Regions from separate parts of the Homo sapiens genome. Here region 1 is linked to region 2. A link is a contact called in ENCODE Hi-C or POLR2A ChIA-PET data. All regions are on one chromosome and are shown on one strand. Each heading gives the region's core, a stretch centred on a gene start or an enhancer-like site at or near the end of the contact. The rest is flanking DNA. Distances are from core to core; before and after follow the strand shown. Region 1 overlaps TMPRSS9 (transmembrane serine protease 9). Region 2 holds the start of LINGO3 (leucine rich repeat and Ig domain containing 3).

What was found. Hi-C counts contacts between places; a loop is a spot of excess contacts on that map. ChIA-PET counts read pairs that join two places held with the same protein, here RNA polymerase II (POLR2A). Pooled maps may share reads with other maps.
Region 1: a loop to region 2 is called in a pooled map, with 1.9 times the contacts of the local background. The contact joins the enhancer-like site here to the promoter of LINGO3 in region 2. A Hi-C loop is called at or near these places in 1 of 168 maps with a recorded cell type or tissue (chondrocyte) and 5 of 50 pooled maps. POLR2A ChIA-PET finds 5 or more read pairs at or near these places in 8 of 52 experiments (A673, B cell, CD4-positive, alpha-beta T cell and 5 more).

What each region holds. Positions count from the first base shown.
Region 1 is chr19:2,377,979-2,384,733 of GRCh38, forward strand. The region is part of intron 1 of TMPRSS9 (transmembrane serine protease 9); the gene reads left to right. Among named protein-coding and RNA genes, the nearest start is that of TMPRSS9, 21 kb to the left of the region's middle. Within about 2 kb of position 3,658, at least 2 of the 41 ENCODE cell types and tissues checked have a DNase peak (open chromatin) inside an H3K27ac peak, as active enhancers do.
Region 2 is chr19:2,306,450-2,313,569 of GRCh38, forward strand. LINGO3 (leucine rich repeat and Ig domain containing 3) reads right to left here and starts at 1,705. Exons shown (of 2, transcript NM_001101391.3): 1 at 1,627-1,705.

The DNA of each region.
Region 1 (6,755 bases), core at 2,408-4,907, 73 kb after region 2:
ACCCTCCCACCTCAGCCTCCTGAGTAGCTGAGACTACTGGCATGCACCACCATGAAAGGTCAATTTTTAAATTTTACATTTCGTAGAGATGGGGTCTCACTATGTTGCCCAGGCTGGTCTCAAACTCCTGGCCTCAAGCAATTCTCTTGCCTTGGTTTCCCAAAGTGTTGGAATGACAGGCATGAGCTGCCACACCTGACCCCCCTTTTCCTTATAAATCACCCAGTCTCAGGTATTTCTTTACAGCAGGACAAAAATAGACTCAGACAACTGTGTTTAGGCATTACTTATAGGGTGACAACTGTCCTGGTTTGATTGGAATTGAGTGGTTTCCTGAGACATGAGACTTTCAGTGCTGAACAGGGACAGTCCTGGGCAAACTGGGACCATTGGTCCCTGTAAGTGTTGACGGGACACTGTGTCAGTCTGTTCTCATGCTGCTAATGAAAGCATACCCAAGGCTGGGTGCAGTGGCTCATGCCTGTAATCCCAGCACTTTGGGAGGCCAAGGTGAGTGGATCACAAGCCCAGGAGTTCAAGACCAGCCTGGCCAATATGGTGAAACCCCATCTCTACTAAAAATACAAAAATTAGCCAGGCATGGTGGTGCACACCTGTAGTCCCAGCTACTTGGGAGGCTGAGGCAGAAGAATTGCTTGAACCTGGGAGGCAGAGGTTGCAGTGAGCCAAGATTGTGCCACTGCACTCCAGCCTGGGGGACAGAGCGAGACTCCGTCTAAAAACAAAACCTACCTGAGACTAGGTAATTTATAAAAGAAAAAGAGTTTTAATTGACTCACAGTTCAGCATGGCTGGGGAGGCCTCAGGAAACTTACAATCATGGCGGAAGGAGGAGCAAACATGTCCTTCTTCACATGGCGGTAGGAGAGAGAAGAATGAAAGCCCAACAAAGGGGAAGCCCCTTATAAAACCATAAGATCTTGTGAGAACTCACTATTATGAGAACAGGATGGGGGAAAGCATCCCCATGATTTAATGATCTCCACCTAGTCCCTCCCATGACACATGGGGATTATGAGAACTACAATTGAAGATGAGATTTGGGTGGGGACACAGCCAAACCATATTAGATACCTGGAGGGAGAAGTCAAGAATGTAGGTGGCAAAACTTTCTAAATGTGCTTGATGTGGAACAGCTCTCCAGCAACGTGTGTCCTAAGACAAAGCCTGAGCTTCTTTCTCTTTTTTTTTTTTTTTTTTTTTTGAGACAGAGTCTTGCTCTGTCGCCCAGGCTGGAGTGCAGTGGCACAATCTCAGCTCACTGCAAGCTCCACCTCCCAGGTTCATGCCATTCTCCTGCCTCAGCCTCCCGAGTAGCTGGGACTACAGGTGCCCGCCACCACGCCTGGCTAATTTTTTGTATTTTTAGTAGAGATGGGGTTTCACTGTGTTAGCCAGGATAGTCTCAATCTCCTGACCTCGTGTTCTGCCCGCCTCGGCCTCCCAAAGTGCTGGGATTACAGGCATGAGCCACCGTGCCCAGCAAGCCTGAGCTTCTGAGTGTGGTGCACAGCAGCCTTCCAGATGGGGCTGTTGGGCCTTCCTGCCTCACCTCTCACAGTTCTCCTACCCCACCCCACACTAGGCCCTGACATTCCCTAAACTAACTTTCTTTCTCTTTCTTTCTTTCTTTCTTTCTTTCTTTCTTTCTTTCTTTCTTTCTTTCTTTCTTTCTTTCTCTTTTTCTTTCTTTCCTTCCTTCCTTCCTCTCTCCCTTCCTCTTTTTCTCTTTCTCTCTCTCTCTCTCTCTCATTCTCTCTTTTCTCTCTTTCTTTCTCTCTTTCTTTCTTTTCTCTTGCCCATCTCAAGTGCAGTGGCACAATCACACCTCACTGTAGTCTCGACCTCCTTGGCTCACTGATCCTCAGCCTCAAGAGTAGCTGGGACTACAGGTGCATGCTACCATGCCCAGCTACTTTTTCTATTTTTTATAGAGATGGGGTCTTATTATGTTGCCCAAGCTGGTCTCGACCTCCCATAGTGCTCAGCCTCCCATAGTGCCTCAGCCTCCCATGGTGCTGGGATTACAGGCATGAGCCACTGCACCTGGCTGGTTGTAATTAACTTTAGTTTTAATAGCCACATGGGGCCAGTGGCTGCCATTTTGGACCTTGCTGGTGTTGTATGACTGTTTATGCTCTCAGCTCCCACTTAGTGGGAGAATCATGCAGAGAGTCATGAGACTGAGGCAAGAGGATCATTTGAGCCCAAGAAATCGAGGCTGCAATGAGCTACAATTGTGCCACTGCACCCTAGCCTGGGTCACAGAGTGAAACCCTGTCTTAAAAAAAAACAACAAAAAAACCCCACAAAAAACCAGGTACAGTGGCTCATGCCTGTAATCCCAGGACTTTGGGAGGCCAAGGTGGGTGGATCGTTTGAGGTCTGGAGTTCAAGACCAGCCTGGCCAACATGGCAAAACCCCGTCTCTACTAAAAATAAAAAAAAAAAATTAGCCAGGCATGGTGGCATGCACCTGTAATCCCAGCTACTGGGGAAGCTGAGGCAGTAGAATCACTTGAACCTGAGAGGCAGAGGTTGCAGTGAGCCAAAGTTGTGCCACTGCACTCCAGCCTGGGCAACAGAGCAAGACTCCACCAAAAAAAAAAAAAAAGACAGTGGATTCTTCCCCAGTCAAGCCTCAGATGAGAATGCAGCCCAGCTAACACCTGGATTGCAGCCTCATGAGATGCTGAGCAGAAGGCCCAGCTAAACCCTGTCAGAATCCTGACCCCAGGAAGTGAGGAGGTAACAAGTGCATGTTGTTTGAAGCTGCTAAGTTTGTGCTGATTTGTTACACAGCAATAGCTGACTAATACAGTTTCTCTACAATAGCCTTGACTTCCTTACTTCTGCCACAGGGATTCTAGATACTTTATCCCTGCCATGTAGGATCCGTTCCTTCCACTGGAGGCTTACTCAATTCCTATTTATCCTTCCGAACTTGAATAACTCATCACTCTCTCAGAAAACCCTCCCCTGACGGCGTGTCTAAATCAAAGACCCCTGTACACAGATTCAAAGTTTCTGGTTGTGCTTCTAGTTTTGAGCCATTCTTGTAGCATCATGTTAATGGATCTGGGCCTCTTCCACTTGGATTGAAGCTCTCTGAGCTCAGAGAATCGTATCTGTCTCATTCAGGGTTCGACGCAGCCAGGCCTGGCCCATCGTAAAGGTTGGCTGGATGGAGAGAGTGAAATGAATGGCGCTTCTATGTTTGATGCTAAATAGCTGTGGAGTTCTTTCTGTGAACCAATAATGGTGATGACAAGACCATTTAGAGAACACAGGAATCCTTAGAAAACCCGCGGGGCAGGGTCAGCAGAGGCAGCTGGGGTTGAATGAACACTGTGTGTGTGTGTGCGTGTGTGTGTGTGTGTTGGGGAGTGAGCTCATACTCTAAATGTGCCTTTCCAGCTCTAATCACAGAAGTGAATCTCGGTGTCTTTTGTTTCTAAACCATCCATCAAGTGATTCTTGGAGATTCTCTGGCTCGTCTGAAGGCAGTTCAACTCAAGCGTAAGAGTAAATGGGAAAGTGTGGTGCAGCTTCACTCCCCGCTGCCCCTGCCTCCCCACCGCCCCTGCCTCGCTCCACGCTGCCCCTGCCTTGCTCCATGCCGCCCCTGCCTCACTCCCCGCCACCCTGGTACATCTCTCCTTTCTCATTGGCTCTGGATGGTAGCGGCCAGGCATGGAGTGGCTGTTCCCAGAGGAACACGTTCCCCTGAGGAGGGAACATTCTGGCTGGGCCCCAGCATAGGGTTGCCAGACTCAACAATAAAACATTTAGCACCCTCGGAGACATTAGAATTTCAGATATGTATTCATTCATTCATTCATTCATTCATTCATTTATTTTGAGACGGAGTCTCGCTCTGTCGCCCAGGCTTGAGTGCAGTGGCGCAATCTCAGCTCACTGCAACCTCCACCTCCTGGGTTCAAGAGATTGACCTATCTTAGGCTCCCAAATAGCTGGGATTACAGGCGTGTGCCATCACGCCCAGCTAATTTTGTATTTTTAGTAGAGACGGGGTTTCACTATGTTGTCAGGCTGGTCTCGAACTCCTGACCTCAGGTGATCCACTTGCCTCAGCCTCCCAGACTGTTGGGATAACAGGCATGAGCCACAGCACCCAGCCAGAATTTCAGATTAACAACCAAAACGTTTCTTTTTTTTAAACAGGGTCTCACTCTGTGTTGCCCAGGCTGGAGTGCTCACTGCAACCTCTGCCTCTGAGGTTCAAGTGATTTTCCTGCCTCATCCTCCCAAGAAACCATGTGCCACCATGCCCGGCTAATTTTTTTATTTTGGTAGAGATGGGGTTTCGCCATGTTGGCCAGGCTGTTCTCAAACTCCTGACATCAGGCGATCCTCCCACCTTGGCCTCCCAAAGTGCTGGGATTACAGGCGTGAGCCACCGCGCCCGGTCAAAACATTTTTTTAGTAGGAGTCGGAGAATGTCCTACATTTTGCACAAGAGAGACATACTTATACTAAAATACAGATTAGAGACAGAATTCTTCAGAGAAACAGGACCAATTGAGTGGATACACAGACATATACGCACAGATGCACACACAGATGCACATGCACACACACACAGACACATGCACACACAAATGCACACGTACACACAGACCACACATGCACACATACACACATGCACACGTGCACACATACACACATGCACACATGCACACACAAAAGCACACATGCACACAGATACATACGCACAAACGCACACATCCACACATACACAGATGCACACACGCACACACAGATGCACACCCGCACACAGACTCACACATGTACACACACACAGATTGAGATTTATTTTAGGGATTTGGCTCATACCATTGAGGGGCTGCAGGTCTGGAATCTGCAGGGCAGGCCAGAGACCTAGGGAAGAGCTGATGCTGCAGTCTCAAGCCCAAAGGCTATCTGGAGGCAGATTTCCTTCCTCTTGGGGAACCTCAGTCTTTTAAGGCCTTCGACTGATTGGGTGAGGCCCACCACATTATGGAGGGTCACCTGCTTTATTTAATATCTACCGATTTAAATGTTAATTGGGCTTGGCGCAGTGGCTCACGCCTGTAATCTCAGCACTTTGGGAGGCCGAGGCAGGTGGATCACCTGAGATCAGGAGTTCCACACCAGCCTGGCCAACATAGCAAGATCCCGTCTCTACTAAAAATACAAAAATTAGCCAGGCATGGTGGCAGGCACCTGTAATCCCAGCTACTTGGGAAGCTGAGGCACAAGAATTGCTTGAACCTGGGAGGCAGAGTTTGCAGTGAGCCAAGATTGCACCACTGCACTCCAGCCTGGGTGACACAGCTAGATTCCGTCAAAAAAAAAAAAGGAGAAGTTAATTGGGCTGGGTGGGTGCAGTGGTTCTCAGCACTTTGAGAGGCTGAGGCAGGAAGATGGCTTGAAGCCAGTAGTTCCAGACCAGCCTGGGCAACATAGCAAGACCCCGTCTCTAAAAAAAAAAATTACGATTTTTAAAATTTTCTTAGAGGCAGGGTCTCCCTACATGATCCAGGCTGGTCTTGAGCTCTGGGCTCCAGTGATCCTCCTATCTCGGCCTCCCAAGGTGCTGGGATTACAGGTGTGAGCCACTGCACCCTGACTCTACAAAGAAATTTTTTAACTTAGCTGGCATAGTGGTACACATCCATATTCCAGCTACTCTGGAGGCTGAGGTGGGAGGATCGCTTGAGCCCAGGAGGTCGAGGCTGCAGTGAGCTATGATCACACCACTGCACTCCAGCCTGGGGGACAGAGTGAGACCCCCCCATCTCAAAACAATAAAAATAAATAAATAGATGTTAATTGTATCTAAAAATTACCTTCACAGAAACAGCTAGAATAATGTTTGACCAAAGAACCAAAGCCCGGCCAAGGTATTGCATAGACTGAACCATCCCAGGGACACACTTAGGCTACAAAAGGATGTTTGATTGTCTGAAACTCAAGCTCCATGCGGTGTTCTGTATCTTATCTGCCCACCGAGGCCTGGTTTTCATCCCCACGGGTGTCCAGAGCAACTCCACTCCCTCCAGAGAAGCCCTCGGCCACGTGGGCACGTCCAGGGGACCCCGCCCGGGGAAACAGAATGGCATTGTTCCCCCAGCTTCCTTTTCTGTGGGTTTCTAATGGGGAAAAGTGTGTTGGAGGCCAGGCATGAATCATTCTCCGCCCACGCAGCAGACACAGCATCCCAGGGGAGCTGAGGCGGAGGGGAGGCAATGAGATCCACCTTTGCAGACAATGTGGAGGTGATCCCCCACCCTCTGCAGAGAAAGGCGTCCCTGCAGACTGAGAACATGCAGAGTTTGAGGTTAAGGTCTCTTGGGGTCTCACGAGAGTAAAAGAATGTAAGCTAGAGAACCAGGTGTGGTGGCTCCCGCCTGTAATCCCAGCACTTTGGGAGGCCGAGGCGAGCAGATCACCCGGGGTCAGGAATTCGAGACCAGCCAACATGGCGAAACCCCATCTCTACTGAAAGTACAAAGATTAGCTGGGTGTGGTCAGGCGCGGTGGCTCACGCCTGTAATCCCAGCACTTTGGGAGGCCAAGGCGGGAGGATCACGAGGTCAGGAGATCGAGACCATCCTGGCTAACGTGGTGAAACCCCGTCTCTACTAAAAATACAAAAAATTAGCCAGGCGTGGTGGCGGGCGCCTGTAGTCCAAGCTACTCAGGAGGCGGAGTCAGGAGAATGGTGT
Region 2 (7,120 bases), core at 455-2,954:
AATGACAGTGCTGTGGGAAGAGACATCAAACTGCCTTCTATTCCCACTCAGCAAGGCACCTTCAGGTCCCGGCTTACCCTGGGGGTGGACGGCTGAGGCTGAGGGAGGCCAGGCAGGGCTGCTGCCGTAACCATCGTGACCTGAGCATCTGTTTTATGGTGGCACCACACTGCAGCCGAGGTGGGCAGCATCTCATTTAATCCCATGTGGGGTGGATCTGAGAGAGGGGACGTCATTTGCCGGAAGTCACCGGTGAAGACCAGACAGGCAGGGCAGGGAAGGCTGAGTTGAACCCTCCTAAGCCCCCATCCCACCGCCCGGCTGCCCCCTTCCTGCCACCCCACATCATCGAGATGGGGACAGGAGCTGGGTCTACAGGGGAAGCCCGTGGGTTCTTCCCACTCAGATCCTGTCTCCGACGATGGCTGCTGCTTCGGCTCAGAGAACAGCCAGGGTAAGGCCATGCCGCGGCAGCCCACCCCACACCAGCCTCCTGATAAAGCCAGCACCACCCTCCCTGAACCTGTTTCCAGCCTGCGTCCTCCACCTGACCACTCACACCTCACACCTTCTGCATCCTCTCCAGGCCACTTCCAGGGAGCCCTCCTGGGTTGCTCTGGTTCTCACAGCTCTGTTGTCCCTGAAGGCTCCCCCCAGCCAAGCCCCAGATCGTCCCTCTGCAAATACCACTGCACAGCAGACGCCCGCTCCCCACCCCCGCCGGAGCAAGGGTGTCTGCAGCCTCGCTGCGTCCATGGTTTAGCCAGGGACCGCTTGCTAAAATGCAGCTTCTGGGGCACATCGCCTCAGAAGTTCTGACTCCTCAGAACTGGGGGGGCCGGGACACCGGCACCGTTAGCGCCCCAAGCACACGTTGAGAAACCCAGTTACATGGTGGTCTCCAGCGTAAGGACCCGGGGCTTTTCTTGTGCCCGGACCAAGGCACGAGGTGCTGCTCCCCTAAACTTGTTGAATGGGACTCAGGGCCTCCCCTGGCCAGGCCCCAGAGGCCCGGGAGGTGGCGGCACCCACTCAGGGTGCCCAGGCCCACCATTTCTGGTGCTATTCAGACGCCCCCAGAGCAGGGGGACTCAGCCCTATGCCCCCAGGTCCCTCCCCGCCAGGCCGGGCCGTCAGCTCCAGCGATGGAGCAGGCTCCGGTGTGGACCCCAGATACCCTTTGCGTCTTCCAGCTCCGCACCCCCAGGCTGGACCAGACCCGGCTCGGGGGAGACAGGGCAGGAAGGCGCGGGCTGCAGGCTCTATTCGGACGTTCCCCACACCCCAGACCCAACCAGTGCCCCCTTCATCTCCTCCTGGAGAGGAGCGCATCCTCCCAGCGTCCCCAGTGCCCCGGGGAGATGCCCACCCGATTCCCCGCTCCTTGGCGCCCCAGAGGAGGGGCGGGGGGCCCCAGGGTGGGGAGTTCGCCCCCAAAGTTTCCAGGGGGAGCGTCGGGGGCCTGGCAAGGAGCGATGAGCCCGGGAGGGGTGCGCGGGGCAATTTCCCCCGGCTGAGGATGGGGTCGCGGGTTGGGGGCTTTGGGCGGCAGGGTCGCAGGGTGCAGGTGAGGGGTCCCCAGGTCTGCGGGCGCGCCCCACGCCGGGCCCCGGCACGGCCACTCACCTGGGCGGCTCCGCCGCGGACACGGCGCGGGCTGCGGCGCGGGGGCCGCCCGGAGCCGACACGAGCAGCCGCCGCCGCCGCCGCCGCCGCCGCCGCCGCCTCCCGGGCTCCGCCGTGCGCGCCGCCGCCGCGCGCAACCGCCCGCCGGTCTCCTCGGCGCGCCTGGCGGGGGCGCGCGGGGGCTGCGCTGGGCCGCGTGCGCGGCGGCTGGGGCCGCAGGTGTGAGAGGCCACGTGGGCGCAGGTGCGGGGACACTGGGAGCGCGGGTGCAGAACCCCTCCGTGCGCATCCCGGGCGCTTCGTGTCCGAGGACCTCCTGTCCCCACGGCCTGGGTGAGCCTGCGGAGACGGCCGTGCCGTGCAATAAACGCAGGGGCACCCCAAGTGCAGCAGGTTGTTCCGTGTGGAACCTTCTGGAAGCTACCATCGCCTCCTCTGCCCCCCGTCCCCCACCCCTAGTCCAGGCCGCCACCATCTGCACCTGGACATCTGCCACAGCCCAGCCCAGGCCCATTCCTTATGTGGCCCTCAGAGGAAGCCCCTCAGAGGAAGCTTAGCCACTGGGCTCCAGAACCTGCCGTGATTCCCTATTGCCGTGAGGGTCCCGTCTGCACCCCACCTACCCTGGAATTTCTCTTTCTTTCGTTCTTTCTTTCTTTCTTTCTTTCTTTTTTTTTTTGAGATGGAGTCTTGCTCTGTTGCCCAGGCTGGAGTACAGCGGTGCCATCTTGGCTCACTGCAACCTCCGCCTCCTGGGTTCAAGCGATTCTCCTGCCTCAGCCTCCCAAGTAGCTGGGATTACAGGCACCCGCCACCACGCCCGGCTAATTTTTGTATTTTTATTAGAGACGGATTTTCAGCATGTTGGCCAGGCTGGTCTCAAACCCCTGACCTCGGGTGATCCACCCACCTCGGCCTCCCAAAGTGCTGGGATGACAGGTGTGAGCCACCGCCCGGCTGCCTGCACTGTTTGGTCTGCCGCACCACCTCCTTCCCCCTGGCCTGTCCTCACTCACTCTTTCCCGGGCTCCACCCCCTCAGCCTTCCTCAAACAGGCCAAGTCCCTCCAGTCCCAGGCCTTTGATCTTCGCTGTGCCCAGCTTGGACAGCCTTTCTCTCTGTCCCTCCATCGAGCAGCTTGGAGCCTCTCAGTTTGTCTAATGGGCTTGTTCCCCAATGTGCCTTCCGCCTAGCACACAGCAGCGCACACACCAAGTGCACTGCGAGTGCTCATGGAAAGTTTTTTACCTTTTTTTTTGTCTTTTTTTTTTTTTTTTTTTTTTGAAATGGAGTTTTGCTCTCGTCACCCATTCTGGAGTGCAGTGGTGCAATCTTGGCTCACTGCAACTTCCACCTCCCGGGTTCAGGCGATTCTCCTGTCTCAGTCTCCCAAGTAGCTGGGATTACAGGCGCCCATGACCATGCCTGGCTAATTTTTGTATTTTTAGGGGAGATAGAGTTTCACCATGTTGGCCAGGCTGGTCTCGAACTCCTGACCTCAGGTGATCCACCCGCCTCGGCCTCCCAAAGTGCTGGGATGACAGACGTGAGCTACTATGCCCGGCCCCTCACTGCATCTTCTAAAAGCCACATTTAGCCTCCCTGTCTCACAGATGAGCAAACCAAGGCTGGGAGATGCCATTTGTCCCAAGTGAGGGGTGAGAAGGAGGCCTCGGGAACCTGTGTGTGTAACCTTGCCCTGTCTGCCCCCTTCACCCACTCTGCAGTCCTCCCCACCAGCTGTGTATTCCCAGTGGCTTTGGCGGTGGCCTGGCACTCACGCAGCCACCTGTGACTCAAGCAGGCTCTGTTCCCAGACTGTCGCGTTGGCTGGAGGCCCAGAAACCGCATCCCTGGGAGGCTGCAGGCCAGGCCCCCCACAGGATGCTGTGGGGGGCGGGTATGGTTCAATTCCTGGCCCCAGAGAGGTCCAGAAGGACTTCATGACACCCCATGCTCTCCCCACCAAATGGCCCTGGGCTGCTGTGCTGTGTGACCCCAGTAGGGGAGGTCTCCTTCTCTCTCTGAACGTGTTTCTTTCTCTGTAAAGTGATGCTCCTGATAGCTGGCTCTCAGGGCTCTTGGAGGAAGGTGTTCATTGAGCACCTACTGTATACCAGGCCAAGGGCTGGAGGGAGGAGGAGGAGACGCTTCCAGCCTCAAGGGGGATTTCTTCGGACAGAGGGAGCAGATGCCTGAAATATGAAATCGTCACAAAGCGGCGTGGAAGAGGCAGTAGTGACACCGGGTCCCGGACCGAAGCCAGGGGCCAGGGAGGCTTCCCGGAGGAGGAGACACTTGCTATGAGTCCTGGAGGGTGAGGGATGCCAGCTGGGGTCCAGTCGAGGCCCTGCCTGTGTAACCGTGGGGGATGTCCCTCTAGCCTCGGTCTCCACCTCTGCAAAATGGAGATCGGAACAGTTCCCATCTTCTCCCGGGGCTGCAGAGACTCTGCAGTGGTTCTGCCCGGTTTGTGGCCAGTGCTCCCGAGCCCTTGGGGGTGGAGATTGGGCCAGGCTCCTACTGCAGGGCCTGAGCACGGGCTGCTCCCTCTGCCTAGAACGCCCTTCCCCCAGACCTCTGCCCGCCCCTTTCCCCCTCTTCACTCGCGTCTCCACCCCGACCTTCCATCTCTCCCTGCGTGGCACATGCCTGCTAAGATGTCCAGTAATTTGCTGATGGGTCCAGTGCAAGCTCTACCCTCTCTTCTTTTTTTTTTTTTTTTTTGAGATGGAGTCTCACCCTGTCGGTTGCCCAGGCTGGAGTGCAGTGGCGCGATCTCGGCTCACTGCAAGCCCCACCGCCCGGGTTCACGCCATTCTCCTGACTCAGCCTCCCGAGTAGCTGGGACCACAGGCACCCGCCACCAGGCCCGGCTAATTTTTTTTTGTATTTTTAGTAGAGACAGGGTTTCACCATGTTAGCCAGGATGGTGTCAATCTCCTGACCTCATGATCGGCCCGCCTCAGCCTCCCAAAGTGCTGGGATTACAGGCGTGAGCCACCGAGCCCGGCCCCAGCCTTTTTTAAGACAGGGTTTCGCTCTGTCACCCAGGCTGGAGTGCAGTGGCGCAGTCATAGCTCACTGCAGCCTTGAACCCCCTGGGCTCAAGTGATCCTCCTACCCCAGCCTCCCGAGAAGCTGGGACTGCAAGTGAGTGGCAACACACCTGGCTAATTTTTTTATTTTTTGTAGAGATGGGGTCTCACTAAGTTGCCCAGGCTGGTCTTGAACTCCTGGCCTAATGTGATCTTCTCTTCTTGGCCTCCCCAAGTGCTAGTATTACGGGTGTGAGCCACTGTGCCCAGCCCAGTCTTGTAATATTATGTGTCCATTTACTCCTCCCCAAAATGATGAGGGATTAGTTTTTATTATTATTTTTTAAGAGACAGGGTCTCATTCTGTCACCCAGGCTGGAGTGCAGTGGTGTGATCATGGCTCACTGCAGCCTGGAACTCCTGGGCTGAAGTGGTCCTCCTGCCTCAGCCTCCCAAGTAGCTGGGACTACAGGCATGTGCCACCACACCTGGCTTTTTTAAATTAGCTTTTTTTATATCTTGTGAGACAGAGTTTCACTCTGTTTGCCCAGGCTGGAGTGCAGCGGTGCAAATCTTGGCTCACTGCAACCTCCACCTCCTGGGTTCAAGCAATTCTCCTGCCTCAGCCTCCCGAGTAGCTGAGACTACAGGCGCATGCCACCAGGCTCATTAAATTTTTGTATTTTTAGTAGAGATGGGGTTTCTCCATGTTGGCCAGGCTGGACTAGAACTCCTGACCTCAAGTGATCCGCTCACCTCGGCCCCCCAATGTGCTGGGATTACAGGCATGAGCCACTGAGCCTGGGTCAGATTAACTTTTTTTTTTTTTTTTTTTTTTTGAGACGGAGTCTCACTCTATCGCCCAGGCTGGAGTGCAGTGGCGCGATCTCAGCTCACTGCAAGCTCCGCCTCCCGGGTTCACGCCATTCTCCTGCCTCAGCCTTCCAAGTAGCTGGGACCACAGGCGCCTGCCACCACGCCCAGCTAATTTTTTTGTATTTTTAGTAGAGACGGGGTTTCGCCATGTTAGCCAGGATGGTCTCAATCTCCTGACCTCGTGATCTGCCCGCCTTGGCTTCCCAAAGTGCTGGGATCACCGGCGTGAGCCACGGTGCCCGGCCCCCAGATTAACTTTTAATTAACAGGGTCTTGCTATTTTGCCCAGGCTGGAGTGCAGTGGTGCAATCATAGCTCACTGCAGTCCTGAACTGGCCTCAAGTGATCCTCCCATCTCAGCCTCCCAAAGTGCTGGGATTACATGTGTGAGCCACTGTGCCTGGCCTGGATTCATTATTATTCCCACTTTACAGATGAGAATTTGGGGACTCAGAGAGGTTAGGTCACTAGCCTCAGGTCACACAGCATCTGCCTGCTGAAGCTGGGGCTTGACCTCAGGCATCTGGAGCCCAAGGCTTCCAGGACTCTACACGTTTGCCTCTTAGCAGCCAAGGACTCTTTCCCCAGTTACAGAGGGTGGCCACTTGTCTGGGGCCACACGGGAGGCTCCCAGGCCACCTGCCCCCGCAGCCTCCCTCCCTGGGACATGACTGCCACTCCCGCCCGCATCTGGTCCCGTCCCTCACGCTGGAGAGAGCGAGCGAGAGGAGGAGGGCTTTTAATTTTAGAAATGGTTCCTGCTGCAGAAGAGTTCCTGCTGGTTTTCCCAGGCAGGAGAGCACAGGACAGGAGACCCCTCGGCCCCACCACGGCCGTCCCCAGAAGGATGCCCCCCTCTGCGGGCTGCTGCCTCCCTGCCCCCCAGCCTCTCCCACGGCTTCCCCATCTGGAGCCGCCCTCTCCGCCCAGGTGGTAAGTCTCCATGGCAACGTCCCATCACAGGTGGTCGTAACCTTAGCAACCAGGTGCTCCCACCCCACCGCCTGGGAGGCTCAAAGCCGCGCCTGCATCCCCCTCCCACGCTCTCCCTGCCCCCGCCCCCCGGGCAGCTCTCCAAGAGGAACCGAGGGAGATGCATCCTGCCAGGGATGCTGGGCCCAGAGACTTGAGGGACACCCCAAGATCACCCAGCAGCTGAGCTGCTGGGCCTGGGGTGCTCCACGGGACATCAAACCCACCTCCCTCGTCCTGCAGGATGCAAAAGAAACTGCACTTCTCGACATCGCCTGGGCTCCTACTAGGTGCTGCGTCCATGCCAGGCTCAGGCGCCGTCCCTGCCCTCAGGAGGCTTCCACTCAGGACAAGGGGTGGGGAGACACTGACCGAGGACAGGAAGGGGACAATGGCCGGGCGTAGTGGCTCGTGCCTGGAATCCCAGCACTTTGGGAGGGAGAGGCAGGAGGATCGCTTGAGCTCAGGAGTCTGGGCAACATAGCGAGACCCTCATCTCTTTAAAAAAAAAATTATCTGGACATGGTGTTGCATGCCTGTAGCCCCAGCTACTCAGGAGGCTGAGGTGGGAGGATCGCTTGAGGCTAGGAGGAGGAGATTGCAGTGAG